2 separate regions of the Homo sapiens genome follow, and region 2 is linked to region 1. A link is an interaction called in ENCODE POLR2A ChIA-PET data of the cell type or tissue named here. Cell type or tissue: GM12878. All regions are shown on one strand.

Region 1 (8,000 bases):
TTTTTAGTAGAGACAGGGTTTCACCATGTTAGCCAGGCTGGCCTCGAACTCTTGACCTCAGGGGAGCCACCTGCCTCGGCCTCCCAAAGTGCTGGGATTAGAGGCATGAGCCACCACGCCGGACCCGTTTTTCTTTAAAAATGACATTTTAAAGAGTTTTATATTAGCTTATGCAAAGAGAAAGTTCATTTACCTCAGCTGTTTTTTATGTATTGTTTATCTTATCTTATCTTATTTATTTATTTATTTATGGAGACAGGGTCTCTCTGTTGCCCAGGCTGGAGTGCAGTGGTGGGATCATAGCTCACTGCAGCCTCAAACTCCTGGGTTCAAACCATCTTCTGGCCTCAGCCTCCTAAGTAGCTGGATTACAGACGCACACCACACCCAGCTAGTTTGTTTTTAATTTTTTGTAGAGATGGGATCTTGCTATGTTGCCTGGGCTGGTCTAGAACTCCTGGCCTCAAGTGATCCTCCCCCTTCAGCCTCTCAAGTAGCTGGAATTATAGGTGTGAGCTACCATATCCGACTTTTGCTGTTTGTTTTAAATAGGCCTTCCCAGAGCAAACTAACGAGAACATTAAACCATTTATATCTCTTCCCAGAGTTTCAAGGTAGTTTCAAGTGACTAAAGCCATTCTTAGCATAGCATGAGTGAAGTGGAGAGGCAAGATAAGTAGCTTATTTGTTCATCCTTGGCCATGTTGGTTATCCATGGTTGCATATTAAATTATTCCAAAATTTAGCAGCTTAAAACCACAACATTTAAGTTAGGCCAGATGCAGTGGCTCACGCCTGTAATCCCAGCACTTTGGGAGGCTGAGGCGAGTGGATCATGAGGTCAGGAGTTCGAGACCAGCCTGACCAAAATGGTGAAGCCCCGTCTCTACTAAAAAAAATTAGCTGGGCGTGGTGGCGCGTGCCTTATCCCAGCTACTCAGGAGGCTGAGGCAGGAGAATCGCTTGAACCCAGGAGGTGGAGATTGTGGTGAGCCGAGATCACGCCATTGCACTCCAGCCTGGGTAACAAGAGCGAAACTCTGTCACAAAAAAAAAAAAAAAAAAAGAAAGAAAGAAAGAAAGAAAAAGAAACAACCCACAACAATTATTATCTCACACAGTTTTTTTTCCTTTTTTTAAAAGACTCGCATTCCATTGCCCAGGCTGGGGTGAAGTGGTGCAGTCATGGCTCACTGTAGCCTTGGCCTCCTGGGCTAAAGTGATCCACCCACCTCAGCCTCTTGTGTACGTAGGACTACAAGCACCCACCACCACGCCCAGCTAATTGTTCAATATTTTTGTAGAGGTGGGATCTCACTATGTTGCCCAGGCCGATCTCAAACTCCTAGGCTCAAGCGATCCTGCCTCAGCCTTCCAAATTTCTGGGATTATAGGCATGAACCATCATGCCTGGTTTCTCACACACAGTTTCTTTTTTTCTTTCTTTCTTTTTTTTTTTGAGACAGAGTCTCTCTCCGTTGCCTAGGCTGGAATGCAGTGGTGCAATCTCAGCTCACTGCAACCTCTGCCTCCCAGGTTCAAGCTATTCTCATGCCTCAGCCTCCTAAGTAACTGGGATTATAGGCATGTGCCACCATGCCCAACTAATTTTTGTATTTTTAATAGAGACAGGGTTTTGCTGTTTTGGCCAGGCTGATCTCGAACTCCTGGCCTCAAGTCATCTGCCTGCCTTGGCCTCCCAAAGTGCTGGGATTACAGGTGTGAGCTGCTGCACCGTATCTCACACACAGTTTCTTTGTTTTGTTTTGTTTTTTGAGATGGAGTCTTGCTCTGTTGCCCAGGCTGGAGTGCAGTGGCATGATCTCGGCTCACTGCAACCTCTGCCTCCCGAGTCCTGGTTCAAACTATTCTCCTGCCTCAGTCTCCTGAGTAGCTGGGACTACAGGCACGAGCCACCACACCCTGCTCATTTTTGTATGATTAGTAGAGACGGGGTTTCACCATGTTGGCCAGGATGGTCTCGAACTCCCGGCCTCATGATCCACCCACCTCGGCATCCCAAAGTGCTGGGATTATAGGAGTGAAGCCACCGCGCCTGGCCCTCACACAGTTTCTGAGGAGGGTCAGGAATCCAGCAGTGACTTAGTTGGGTAGTTCTGGCTCAGGGCTTGTCGTGAGGTTATAGTCAAGCTGTTGGCCAAGGTTTCAGTCATCTGAAGGTTCAGCCAGGGCTGGAGAATTCTCTTCCAAGTTCAGTTATGTGGTTGTTGGCCAGCCTTAATTTTTCACCACATGGACCTCTCTGTAGAGTTGCTTGACATGGCAGCAGGCTTCCCCCAAAGTGAGTGATCCAGGAGGGAAAGTGAGTGATCAGGATGCAAGCCGCGGTGTCTTTTATAATGCAGTCTCAGAGGTATACCATTAATTCTGTCATATTTTGTTAGTAAGGCAGACCAACCCTGGTGTAGTGTGGGAGGGGACCACCCAAGGCTGTGAATCTCAGCAGGCAAGGATTGTTGTGGGCCACCCTGGAAGCTGGCTGCCATACGCTTGCAAGGGACTTCTGCCTCTGCCTTCCTCCTAGTGTCCAGAAAGACGAAGACAGGACAGTTGGTATTGGCTTCTCTGATCTGTCTCTTCCTTCACTGTACCCCCATCTCCCTAATACAGGGGAAATAGAAGGCAGATTTCACTCTGCTACAGGAGTCTGCAGTCTTTGTCTCCAGCTTCCTACCTGCTGACTCTTGAGTATGCTTCAAGGCCCATGGGACAGCAACTCCAGAACAAAACTCTAACTATTGCTTCTGTCCTCCTCCTCTTGAAGAGTGATTTGATTGAACATTTTTGCTGAATGCGCCTCTATTTCCCTAACCAAATTGTTTCTCCATCACAGGATACAGCTATGAGCAAACTTTGGTTCAAACAAGATGATAAGTTTTTTTTGCCGAAGGCTTGTCTCAACTTTGAATTTTTCAGGTATGTAAGATGAATCTAGCTTATAAAGCTTATAAAAATCAACAATTACGTTTCCAGGAGTTGTCTGTTCTTCTTAAACATCCATGTCTAGAAATAAAAGGAATTAGAGTTATTTCACCTAGAAAAGGAGAGGCTGAAAAAAATAAATAAATAAAAGTAAAGAAAAGGAGAGGTTGGCCGGGCACGGTGGCTCACGCCTGTAATCCCAGCACTTTGGGAGGCTGAGGCGGGCGGATCATGAGGTCAGGAGAGTGAGACCATCCTGGCTAACACGGTGAAACCCCGTCTCTACTAAAAATACAAAAAATTAGCCGGGCATGGTGGTGGGTGCCTGTAGTCCCAGCTACTCAGGAGGCTGAGGCAGGAGGATGCAGTCAGCTGAGATCGCACCGCTGCACTCCAGCCTGGGCGACAGAGCCAGACTCTGTCTCAAAAAAAAAAGAAAAGAAAAAAAAGGAGAGCTGTTGCTGTTAAGAGGTATTTTAAAAACCAGTGTTGTTAATTCTTTTTTTTTTTCTTTCCCCATTAATGAGTATGCCCTTTAGCTGAAATGATTTATGTTAGCTATTGTTAGGATGACCTTCTTAGCCTTCAGGGTTTTGGATTCTGAGGAGGCCGTAGATTTACCCAGAAGAAGACTCATTGAAGAAAGAATAAATAATTTGGGGTGTTTTTATTGCTTTGGCTTTGTATTCCTGGAACTTGTCTAGAAGAGGAGGTACTAGTTACTAAATGATCCTGAGTCTTGTTTTGTCCTTTGTCTGGAACCCTTAGATACTGCTTCCTCTATTTCTGGCTTGATTACTTAAACATTACTAATAAAAAGGGAGAAGATGTTTAGTAAAATTTATGAATAATGCTATTGCAGTAATTTCTCAGTGCACCTTCAATTCATCTTTGTCTTCCTTTACTTATTTGTGTGTTAATCACCTGTTTCAGATTTTACTTTGTGAGTTTATACTTCATAATTTTATATTTCTAAAATTCAGTGGTTTGTAAGATAAGCCTATCATGGTTTATTTGTTCAGTAATGTTCAATATGATAATCAGCTTTTTCATTAATTTTTATTCAGTTGGCTTGACATGAAATTAGAGGTAGATAAGGTTTAAATGCTTTGGAAAGAGGGAAAGGAATTTGATTTTCCATCAACAAATATGTTGAGATTATAGTGATTATAAATATTGTGGTTTTATTGCATGAGATTCACAGATTATCTAGAACTGTGCAGAGATTTTTTATTGTTTACACCAAAGATGGGCTGTCAGGTTGTGGCTTATTATTGGTAAAGGGCATTACAAAGCTGCTTTTTATTTTTTGATATTTGAGAGTGATATTTTTAACACTCTAAGCAGCTTGTCACCACTTTTCCATTTGGCCTCTATGATGATGAATTTCTTTAGACTACCCTTTGAGAGACCATTTTACATTTTTGTGTTCTCTAAACTGCCTAGCGCATTTCCTAGAACTGAAAATGTCTGCCTCCCACACAAATCCCTCCCTCTGGTCTGTCTTCCTAGAGGTAACCACTGTTCTGTTTCTTGTACATTTTAATTGAAATTTTCATGTGTGTGTCTATATCCTTTCCATCTTTTCAGAAATAAGATTATATTATGTGTAGTTAGCTATGGTTTTTAAAACCCTGTGATCCATATTTAAGCATATAGTATCTGGTTACAAAATAACGTATTTTTAAAATTAACACATGAACCAGAATTTAGGTATCCCAGTTGAATCCTATTCTCTTTTAAAAGTTAGTTTAGGGTCTTCTCCACTTCACCAGCACAGCTGCTGTGGATACAGCTGTTTTTGTTGTTCTCTTTTTTTAGGAGACAGAGTCTTCCTCTGTCACCCAAGGCTGGAGTGCAGTTACTGCAGCCTCAAATTCTTGGGCTCAAGTGATCCTCCCACCTCAGCCTCCTGAGTAGCTGGGACTACAGGCGTATGCCACCTTGCCAGGCTGGATGTAGCATTTTAGGACACTCCTTGGAATTATTTTCTGAGCCTGAGCCATAGTGCTTTGAGACCCAAAACTTGGATTTTCTGGCTTTTCACTTCCACCTGAGAAAGGTGCATAGTTGCCTGTGGGGCCGACCTCTGTGATATCCTCTCTTTTGTTTTGATGATTTTGTTTTTGTGAATTGTGCCTTAAGTTTTTGAGCTGCTATTTGCCAAAAGAAGGAAATCTGTCATCATGTATCATACCTTAAAAAATTTAATGGCAGAACATTTATTCAGATTTTCCAGTTGGAGAATATTTGGATAGCTGTAGAACTTTGTCTTTGATTTTAATTCTCTAAGTGACTACACATTTTATCCCTATTTTTGCTTTTTTATCAGCTTTGATAAAATTGTTGGCTTTTGGCTGGGTGCGATAGCTCACACCTGTAATCCTAACATTTTGGGAAGCCGAGGCAGGAAGATCGCTTGAGCCTAGGAGTTCGAGACCAGCCTGGACAACACAGTGAGACCTTGACTCAACTTTAAAAAACAAAATGTTGACTTTGTTATCAGTACATTAGTTATATTTACTGTGCTACAAGTAGAGTGAAACTTTTAATTTGCTGCCAAACAAGCCAAGCAGGCACCTGCCTCAGGCCTTTAGCAGTAGCTATTTCTTCAGCCTGGGAAGTTCTCCACTCCACCCCTTAGATATCCCCAGGGCTCACTCCCTTGCCTCCTTCAGGTCTGAGTCCAGATGTCACATTGTAAGAGTGGCCTTGACTGGCCATCTTATGTAAAGCAGCAGTCTTTCTTCCCTGCTGCCATCACCCCATCATTCCCTATTCCCCTTACCCTGCTTAATTTTACCCCATAGCACTGTCACCAACTAATATGTCAAATTTAAATTTATTATTATGTGTCCCCTCTAGCTAGATTATCAACTCTGAGGTCAGGGAATTTGCCTGATTTGTTCACTCTTTATTTCCAGTGCCTAGAGAAGAGCCTGGCACTGTAGTAAGCATATAATACATATTTGTTGAATGAGTGAGACCTTTACTTTCTTCTGATAAAAGGTAAGCAAGGTTGTATAGTCAAAGGAGCAGGTCATTTAACTTGCATTTGAATCCCAGCTCTGCTGCCACGAACTCAGGGGACCTGAAGAAAATTATGTTTCTTATCTGGGAAATGAAGTTTAGTTGATCACTGTGGTGGTTTAGTTCTTGTACTCTATAATTCTTTCTTCTTTGTTCTTTCTCATTAAAATATTTTTCTATTTTATTTTTCCCTAGTTTTGGCTGCTGTTATATGATAGAAATTATCAATTATTTTACTGACAGTTCTCTAGCTTTACTGTTTTGGGGAAAACTCAGGGATAAGCTAACATTTTCACAGGTCTCAATTTTTCTAAGTTCATGTAATTACCACAGACACATTTCCCAGTCCTTTATTCCTGTCCACCAAGGATGTGACTTTATTGGAGAGAGAGGGAAGACATGCAAATGCTGTATCTGTTCTGTCGGCCGTGCTCCTCCCATTAGCCTAAGCACAGCCATGCATTTTGGCCCGTTCCCACTGCTCACATACCCTGCATTTCTAACTTGTCAGTTCTGCCACACCATCTGGGGTAGGCAGTTCCTTCTCCTTCTTCACTACTACCAGTGCGCACGCACACACGCACGCATGCACACACACACACACACACTCACACACACTTCAGGCTTCTTTTTCAGACATCTTCTTTTTTTTCCTCATAAGAAATAGCCTCAAGAATTCAACCATATCCTCAGGAAATCATATTAACCGGTGTTCAATATCTTGATCCATCTCAAAAGGCCATATCACATTGAGAAGTAATAAAATCAGCTATTTTACTGTCAACATTTTCTTCCAGCCCATTTGCTTATGTGGACCCCTTGCACTGTAACATGGCCTATTTGTACCTTGAGCTCCTCAAAGACTCACTCAACGAGTATGCATATGCAGCAGAGCTAGCAGGCTTGAGCTATGATCTCCAAAATACCATCTATGGGATGTATGTAAGTACCCACGCCTTAGAGCCTTCCACTCATCAACATTTTTTATATTGATTTGATGGAAGCATTTTTTGATTGAGGGTGTGAGTTTAATTTCTTTTTTTTTTAATCTTTATGGCTAATCATATTTTCTCATTTAATTTTTAAGTTAGCTTTTATTCTAAGTGTTCAACTACATACCATTCATATTATGCAAATTTTCCTTGATTTCTTTTTTTTTAAACGTCTTTCATCAGAATGTCATATTTTTCTACTCAAACAAAATTGGACCCTGATTTAGGTTTAGCTCTTACCCATTCTGTATTTGAAATCTTGGTCTTTGGCAAAGGAAAATGAAGTCTTCCTTTTGTAAAACCTAAGGTTGGCATATACTATTTCCCTAGAAATCCAGATCATGAGGCTGCATATCCATACTCTTCGGTCATGTTTCTTCATTACCATGCCACTGCTTGAGGTATCAAAGCATTTCTTTTGTTTTTCTTTTTGTTAGTCGCTACATTTATGCTGATCCTCTCCATTGCAACATGACATACCTGTTTATCAGGTTATTGAAGGATGATTTAAAAGAGTATACATATGCAGCACGCCTCTCAGGTTTGAGCTATGGCATTGCATCAGGAATGAATGCAATACTTGTAAGTAAAATGAAAACCAAAGAAAAGGCACCACCCCGTTTAAGCATTATGTTGAGCTTGGGAAAACTATTAACTTCGCATTTTTAAACAAGAAAGTTAATGGTTTTTTTCCTTGCATCTTTTTGATGATCAAAGAACTCAAATTAGTGTTAGTTCCACTAATGAATGATTTAATAAAGTTTAGTGCATCTTGTGAACATGTATGTGTGCTACGTTTATTTGCATGCTCTTCTGCCTGAGATGTTTAACATATTAATCCTGAAAGCATATTGTTCTTTCTATATAATTGAGTATATTAACATCCGTAAGTAGAAGATATCCATAGTTGTTGTGGTGATTGAATTTTACTTATAAATAGGCACCCTTTATTTCTGCAGACAGTAGTATAAAGTTTCTATGTTCAGATACATCTGACATTTTAATTTAAAACTTATTTTGTAGCATGCACCATTA
Region 2 (8,000 bases), 120 kb before region 1:
TACTAAATTTAAAACTAAACTTTTTTTTAAAAGTTTTAACACTTCAGCTCTAGTTCAACTTGTCTTGGTCTTCTTTCAACTTTCTTCCAGTATTGGTTCTCTCTCTTAGTTATTAAACTCACTTAAATTCATGGAAATCTTTGTAAAACATAGTATATGCTTTCTGCAATATTAAACAATACATTCATCTTAATTTCTTGAACACTTAGGATCATCATGAATAAAGTACTATACTTCCCCTGGCCATGCTAACTTTCTGAGACCCATTCCTTCAATACAAAGCCCTCCCTGCCTTCAAGCTTCACTCATATTCCAACTTTTCTACAATATTCTGCTCCAACCATTCTGTCATAAATAGACTCCTCTTTTATCATATAACTGTGCCATATATATTGGTCCTTCCTCTTCCATTGAGGCTGTTTCTTAAACAGGAGTCATACCATGCACTTTAATTTTACTGTAGTAGTGGTTTATCCTAAGTTCATTTTGACATAGGTACTCTGATCTCTATTCCAAGACAGAGGCCCTCAAACAAGTTTTATACAGTTAAATTTCAGTCACATTAGAGATAAAAGTATGTTATAAACAATAAATACCTCTTCCCAGGTATACTCTTCATTAGGTGACCTTTCACCTTCCATTGTAAAAGTTTTTCCAGTGCCAGTTTGGCCATACCTGTAAAGATTAACAAGTGTTAAATCAAAAAGAAACATGCACCCATATGACTCTTAGTGATAGACTAGAAAAACAAAAAACAAGCCAGGCACAGTGGCTCAAGCCTATAATCCCAACACTTTGGGAGGCCGAGGTGGGCGGATCACCTGAGGTCCGGAGTTCGAGACCAGCCTGGCCAACACAGTGAAACCACGTCTCTACTAAAAATACAAAAATTAGCGGGCATGGTGGCAGGCAGCTGTAATCCCAGCTACTTGGGAGGCTGAAACAGGAGAATTGCTTGAACCCAGGAGGCAGAGGCTGCAGTGAGCCGAGATCGCGCCATTGCACTCCAGCCTGGGCAACAAGAGTGAAACTCCGTCTCAAAAAACAAACAAACAACAACAAAAAACACAAGCATTTAAGCTTTTTCATAAATCAGAAAAAACACCCTTTTACTTACGCAAAGATAGTGCAATTATAGCCCATAATAACTTCATCCAGAATTGGACAAACAACACTTCGGTAAACATCAATCTGTTTAGTAGATGCTCCAAACACCTAACGAAAAAAATTAAAAAAAAAAAAATCAACCTCAAAATTACTCATTTTAATAATTTTGTTTTTCGTATGTTAACTAATTCATAATTCAGCCCACTAGAAGCCATCTGACAATTCAGAGACAACTGAAATTTCTAAGTATACACCATTTTCCAGGTAAAATATGTATATTAAAATTATTTTACATTAGTGGATAATAAAGAAATTGCACCATATGTTACCATATCAAAAGTGTATGTTTTCCTTGAGCTCTTGTCAGCCAATCCTCCAGTTCGTACACTAACTTCTTTTCGTACAGGATCACATTCTACTATTGAATGGGCGCTAGCTTTCCGCTCTGCCAAATTAAATGGTCTATAAAAAGAAATACACAAAGTCATTCAAGAGCTCTTAGTTCTCAGGTTATCAATGACATTTTCACTAACTACATTTGTCAAGAAAAATGCGAAATTTTGACCACATTGTTGGTGATGGAGATTAAATCAGGACTAAGTGATATTGCTAAAGCAGACAGTAAAATTATAAGTGTCTCAAGTTTCACAAATATAATTTTTTAAATGTTCAAAGATATGTTAAGACATTACAATTCTGGCAGCTTCTTAGAGCAGATACGAATAGATTTGTTTTGTTTTGATGGTAGAGATGGGGTCTTGCTGTGTTGCACAGGCTGGTCTCAAACTTCCGGGCTCAAGTGATTATCCCACCTCAGCTTCCCAAGGTGCTAGTATTACAGAAGTGAGACACTGTGCCCAGCCACTAACAGGTTTTAACTTGTAAAAATGCCAAACTTATTTTTCAGAATTCCATTTCTCCTATTCTTAAAATCTGATCAAGGCTGGGCGCAGTGGCTCACGCCTGTAATCCCAGCACTTTGGGAGGCCGAGGCAGGCGGATCACCTGAGGTCGGGAGTTCGAGACCAGCCTGACCAACATGCAGAAACTCTGTCTCTATTAAAAATACAAAAGTAGCTGGGCATGGTGGTGCATGCCTGTAATCCCTGCTACTCGGGAGGCTGAGGCAGGAGAATTGCTTGAACCTGGGAGGTGGAGGTTGCGGTGAGCCAAGATCGCGCCATTGCACTCCAGCCTGGGCAACAAGAGCGAAACTCCGTCTCAAAAAAAAAAAAAAAAAAAAATCCGATCAAATTAGGTTATGATGTAGTAGAAAAAAACATGTCAAATTTGTGTTCAAAATACTAATCTGCCAGTAGATACCTGGCACAAAATAAAAAGTACATAAAAATAATGACTAATAAGTTGAGTACTTACTATGTGCCAGGTACTTATTGTTTCAAGTGCTTTGCATTGTGCTCACTCAGTTTGTCCACACAACACTGTGAGGTTGGTAATATTATTAGCCCCATTTTTAAATGAGTGAATAGACACAGAAGGTCTACACTGCCGACTGGATCAAGAGTCCTCATTCTACGGAAATGCCTGAGTAGGTATTTAGTTGAAATGATTATTTCCTCAGGAAGTCCTTTCTATCCTATGTGCCTCCCCCACCTGCTCCAACCAAGACCACATTAAATGTCTGCTATATATTCCTACAGCACCCTTTATACACCTTTTCTAAACATCACCTCTCTTATCTTTTTTTTTTAATGTGTTACCCACTAAACCTCAGATCACTACAGAAAGAAATACTGTCTAGTTTACTGTTTCCCCAGCAACAACTACCATGCTTAGCACACAGTAGGTTCTTAAATATCTGTTAAACTACATTGCCTAATAAATGTCATCCTAAGAGGAATTATGGGAAAACTAATATCACAGTCCACAGAGTAGCATCAATAAGACAATTATATACTCAATACATGTCTGGGCCAAAGGGAGAGACATAATCTTGACCTGAGTTCATTTTTCCCATTGAGTATCATATATTTTGGAGAAAGTGCCAAACAGGAAATTATTTCCCCCTTATCACTAGATAAACCAAGTTGCTACTTATTTAAGAAGGATACCTCAACTTCCCCTGGCACAGCCCACTCTAAGTATACTTCCAAGTGATCAGAAGACCAAATCTGTGATCCTAGGAAACTTAACTCCCAGGTAGTATCTGGTAATGCTTTCATTTGCCAACTATACTAAAACTTACACAATGCATATAACCAACATGAATGTACAGTATTATTAAAACTTCAACAAAACTAAGGTAGAACCAACTTATACTGAGGTAGGCCAAGAGCATCAAGTGGAGTGAATTGCTCTCATGTGGCTAAAGCTTTTCCAATTAGTCTATTATTTTTGGCATCCCCTAAACTAGTATCTTGCCTGGACGTATAAAATTAAGTTACCAAATGAATACCATTCACATTGTCAGGACTAAGTGATAGGAAATTCATACAGATCACACATTCCTCAAAGTTATCAAAATTCTCAGAGAAGCTTTAGGGACTATGTGTACTCTAAGAAAGAGTACTGCCAAGTCATTAGTTTCCTACCCAGACTTCTCTAACTTATTAGAAATTGCAAAGTTTCGGCTGCTCACACTAACAAATCCATCAATTTGTTGGCTTCACCATAGTTATATAAAAATTCAAACAATCAAAATGGTGAGGGAAGGGAGATTGAGGATTAAAAAAACCTAAGTCCTATCCTGTGGAGAAGTGCTAAATTAACTCATTCCACAAATATTCATCAAGTACTTACTATGTGATAGGTAATTTTCTAGACACTGGAGATACAGCAATGAACAATACAAAGTTAAAGGAAAGAAAAAAACACCAAAATCCTGTGCTCAGGGAGCTTTTAACTTAGTTGAAGGAAGAGATGACTATAAAATGAATAAATATATTAGATGCTGATAAATTAGAAATGAAAATAAAGCAGGCCAGGCACAGTGGCTCACGCCTGTAATCTCAGCACTTTGGGAAGCTGAGGTGGGTGAATCACTTGAGGTCAGGAGTTTGAGATCAGCCTGGCCAACATAGTAAAAACCCATCACTATTAAAAATACAAAAATTAGGCCAGGCACAGTGGCTCACACCTGTAATCCTAGCACTTTGGGAGGCCAAGGTGGGCAGATCACTTGAGGTCAGAAGTTCGAAACTAGCCCTGGCCAATATGGTGAAACCTCATCTCTACTAAAAATACAAAAATTAGCCAGAAATCACTTGAACCTGGGAGATGGAGGCTGCAGTGAGCCGAGACTGTGCCACTACACTCCAGCCTGGGTGAAAGAGTGAGACTCCATCTCAAAAAAAAAAAAATTAGCCAGGCATGGTGGCAGCCACCTACAGTCCCAGCTACTTGGGAGGCTGAAGTGGAGGTTGCGGTGAGCCAAGAATGCGCCACTGCACTCCAGGCCTGGGCAACAGAGCGAGACTCTGTCTCAAAAAAAAAAAAAAAAAAAGAAAAGAAAAGAAAGCAGTTTAAGGGGGATAGGAAGTGTTGAGGGTGGAAGATAGTTGGTTGCTATTTTAGGGTAGTTAGGGAATGCTTCTACGCAGGTGATATTTAAGCAGAACCTAAAAAGCAAGGGAGCCAGGCCCTGTAGATATTTTGGTGGAAAAAATTTTCAGGCAGAGAGAACAGAAATTGCAAAGATTCTGAAGTAAAAGCAGGTAGATGTATTTTTTAAATGTGTGTGTGAAATTAGCCAGGCGTGGTGGCAGGCGCCTGTAATCCCAGCTACTCTGGAGGCTGAGACAGGAGAATCGCTTGAACCGGGAGGCAGAGGTTGCAGTGAGCCGAGATCGCGCCATTGCACCCCAGCCTGGGCAACAAGAGCGAAACTCAGTCTCAAAACAAACAAAAAACCACACACACACACACACACACACACACACACGTGTGTGTGTGTGTGTGTTTAAGTAACCAGGGTTCAAAGACATCACAAGGAAAATTAGAAAATTTTAGAGATTAATGAAAATGAAAATACAACATACCAAAACTTACGGGACACAGCAAAAGCAGTGCTAAGGGGGAAATTTATAGCTATGAATGCTTACATTAAAAAGCAAGAAAGATCTCATATCAACACCCTAACTTTACAACTTAAGGAACTGGAAACAAAAGAACTAGTTATTTGTGTCTTCTCTCTTATTGTTGAAAGAGTATTTTCAACAATTGTATGCCAACAAATCGGATAACCCAGCTGAACAAATTCCTAGAAACACAATACTTACAAAGACTAAATCACAAAGAAATGGAAATTCTGAATGGAGCTATAACCAGTAAAGAGATGGACTCACTAACCAAAAATCTCCTGACAAAGAAAAGCCCTAGATCTGATAGTTTCATAGGTGAATTCTATAAAACATTTCAAGAAGATCTAATACCAGTTCTTCTCAATCTTTTCCCAGAAAAAATCTGGCAAAGGAGAGAACACTTCCCAACTCATTTTGTGAGGCAAGCATTACCCTGATACCAAAGCCAGACAAAGGCAACTACAAGAAAACTACAGATCACTATCCCTTATGAACACTGATAAAAAAAAATCCTCAACAAAATACCAACACATTGAACTGAGCAGCACAAGGATTATACACCATGACCAAGTGGGATTTATTCCTGGAATACAGGGATGGTCCAACATGTAAAAATTGATCAATGTAATATACCACATTAACAGAATGAAGGAAACCACAGAATCATGTCAATCGATGCAGGAAAAGCATGTGACAAAATTCAAAACCCATTAGTCATAAAAATGCTCAACAAACTAGGAATAGAGTGAAACTACCTCAACAAAATAAAAGCAACATATGAAAAACCCACAGCAAACATAATTGATGGTCAAAGACTGAAGAATGTTCCTCTAAAAACAAGAACAGGGCCAGCACAGTGGTTCATGCCTGTAATCACAGCACTATGGGAGGGTAAGAGTAGAGGATCACCCGAAGCCAGGAGTTCAGGATCAGCATGGGAAACATAGCGAGACCCCATCTCTAAAAAAAAAAAAAAAATTATTTTTTTAATTAGCTGGGTGTAGTAGTGTGTCTATAGTCCCAGCTACTCAGGAAACTGAGGCAGGAGGATCTCAAACAAACTAACAAATAAAAGAACAGGAGCAAGACAAGGATGCCCAATGCCCACTTTTGCCACTTCCATTCGACATAATACTGTAAGTTCTAGCTAGAGTAATTAGGCAAGAAAGAAAAACAAGGGCCGGGCATGGTGGCTCACGCCTGTAATCCCAGCACTTTGGAAGGCTGAGGCAGGCGGATCGCGAGGTCAGGAGATCGAGACCAGCCTGGCTAAAACGGCGAAACCCCGTCTCTACTAAAAATACGAGAAAAAAAAAAAATTAGCTGTTTATGGTGGCACATGCCTGTAGTACAAGCTACTCGGAAGGCTGAGGCAGGAGAATCGTTTGAACCCAGGAGGCGTAGGTTGCAGTGAGCAGAGATTGCACCACTGCATTCCAGCCTGGGCAACAGAGCGAGACTCCATCTCAAAAAAAAAAGGAAGAAAAATAAAAATAAAAGGCATCCAAATTGAAAAGGAAAAGGTTGAGGGCCAAGAGCGGTGGCTCATGCCTGTAATCCCAGCACTTTGGGAGGCCAAGGCGGATGGATCACGAGGTCAGGAGTTCAAGACCAGCCTAGCCAAGATGATGAACTCCCATCTCTACTAAAAATACAAAAATTAGCTGGGCGTGGTGGCATGTGCATGTAATCCCAGCTACTTGGGAGGCTGAGGCAGAGAACTGCTTGAACCCAGGAGGCAGAGGTAACAGTAAGCAGAGATGGCGCCACCGCGCTCCAGCCTGGGCGACAGAGCGAGACTCCATCTCAAAAAAAGAAAAAAAGAAAGAAAAGGAAAAAGTAAAATTATCTGTCTGCAGATTATATGATCTTTTATATAGAAAATCTGGCCGGGCGTGGTGGCTCACACCTATAATCCCAGTACTTCAGGAACCCCAAGGGGACTTGAGGTCAGGAGTTTGAGACCAGCCTTGCCAACATAGTGAAACCCTGTCTCTACTAAAACTACAAAAACTTAGCTAGGCATGGGCGCATGCCTGTAGTCCCAGCTACTCGGGAGGCTGAGGCAGGAGAATCGCTTGAACCCAGGAGGCAGAGGTTGCAATGAGCCAAGATTGTGCCACTGCACTCCAGCCTGGTGACAGAGCGAGAGTCTGTCTCAAAAGAAAAAAAAATAGAAAAGAAAGAAAACCCTAAAATTCAGTGGGGCAAAAGGAGCTAGAGCATCAAGAAGAATAGCTAGTGGATGCTGGGCTTAATAGCTAGGTGATGGGTTGATCTGTGCAGCAAACTGTGATGGCACAGGTTTACCTATGTGATAAACCTGCACATCATGCACATGTACCCCAGAACTTAAAAGTTGATGAAAAAAATAATAAAAATAAGGCCAAGTGCAGTGGCTCACGCCTGTAATCCCAACACTTTGGGAGGCCGAAGCGGGCGGATCACGAGGTCAGGAGTTCAAGACCAGCCTGACCAACATGATGAAACCCTATCTCTACTAAAAATACAAAAATTGGCCGGGCATGGTGGCGAGCGCCTATAATCCCAGCTACTCCGGAGGCTGAGGCACAGAATTGCTTGAACCCGGGAGGCGGAGGTTGCAGTGAGCCGAGATCACACCACTGCACTCCCGCCTGGGCAACAGACCGAGATTTCATCTCAAAAAATAATAAATAAATAAATAATAATAATAATAATAAACAGAAGTTCAATAGTTAATTAAAAAAAAAAAAAAGCCAGGCACAGTGGCTCACGGCTGTAATCCCAGAACTTTGGGAGGCTGAGGCAGGTGGATCACGAGGTCAAGAGATCGAGACCATCCTGGCCAACATGGTGAAACCCCGTCTCTAC

Evidence for each region. Peaks named below come from ENCODE experiments on the same cell type or tissue, not always from the same donor. Only the 100,000 strongest peaks of a DNase experiment are listed, where the experiment ranks them.
Region 2: POLR2A ChIA-PET joins it to region 1 with 12 read pairs; 4 of 35 experiments call an interaction of 5 or more read pairs at or near these places.

What each region holds. Positions count from the first base shown.
Region 1 is chr10:92,478,192-92,486,191 of GRCh38, reverse strand. IDE (insulin degrading enzyme) reads left to right here. Exons shown (of 25, transcript NM_004969.4): 14 at 2,855-2,937; 15 at 6,771-6,915. Among named protein-coding and RNA genes, the nearest start is that of IDE, 92 kb to the left of the region's middle. In GM12878, no CTCF peak of the experiment used is centred here; no DNase peak of the experiment used is centred here.
Region 2 is chr10:92,599,834-92,607,833 of GRCh38, reverse strand. It overlaps KIF11 (kinesin family member 11), which reads right to left. Exons shown (of 22, transcript NM_004523.4): 2 at 1,437-1,569; 3 at 1,118-1,215; 4 at 597-675. Among named protein-coding and RNA genes, the nearest start is that of KIF11, 11 kb to the right of the region's middle. In GM12878, no CTCF peak of the experiment used is centred here; no DNase peak of the experiment used is centred here; H3K4me3 peaks cover 1,474 bases; H3K27ac peaks cover 730 bases.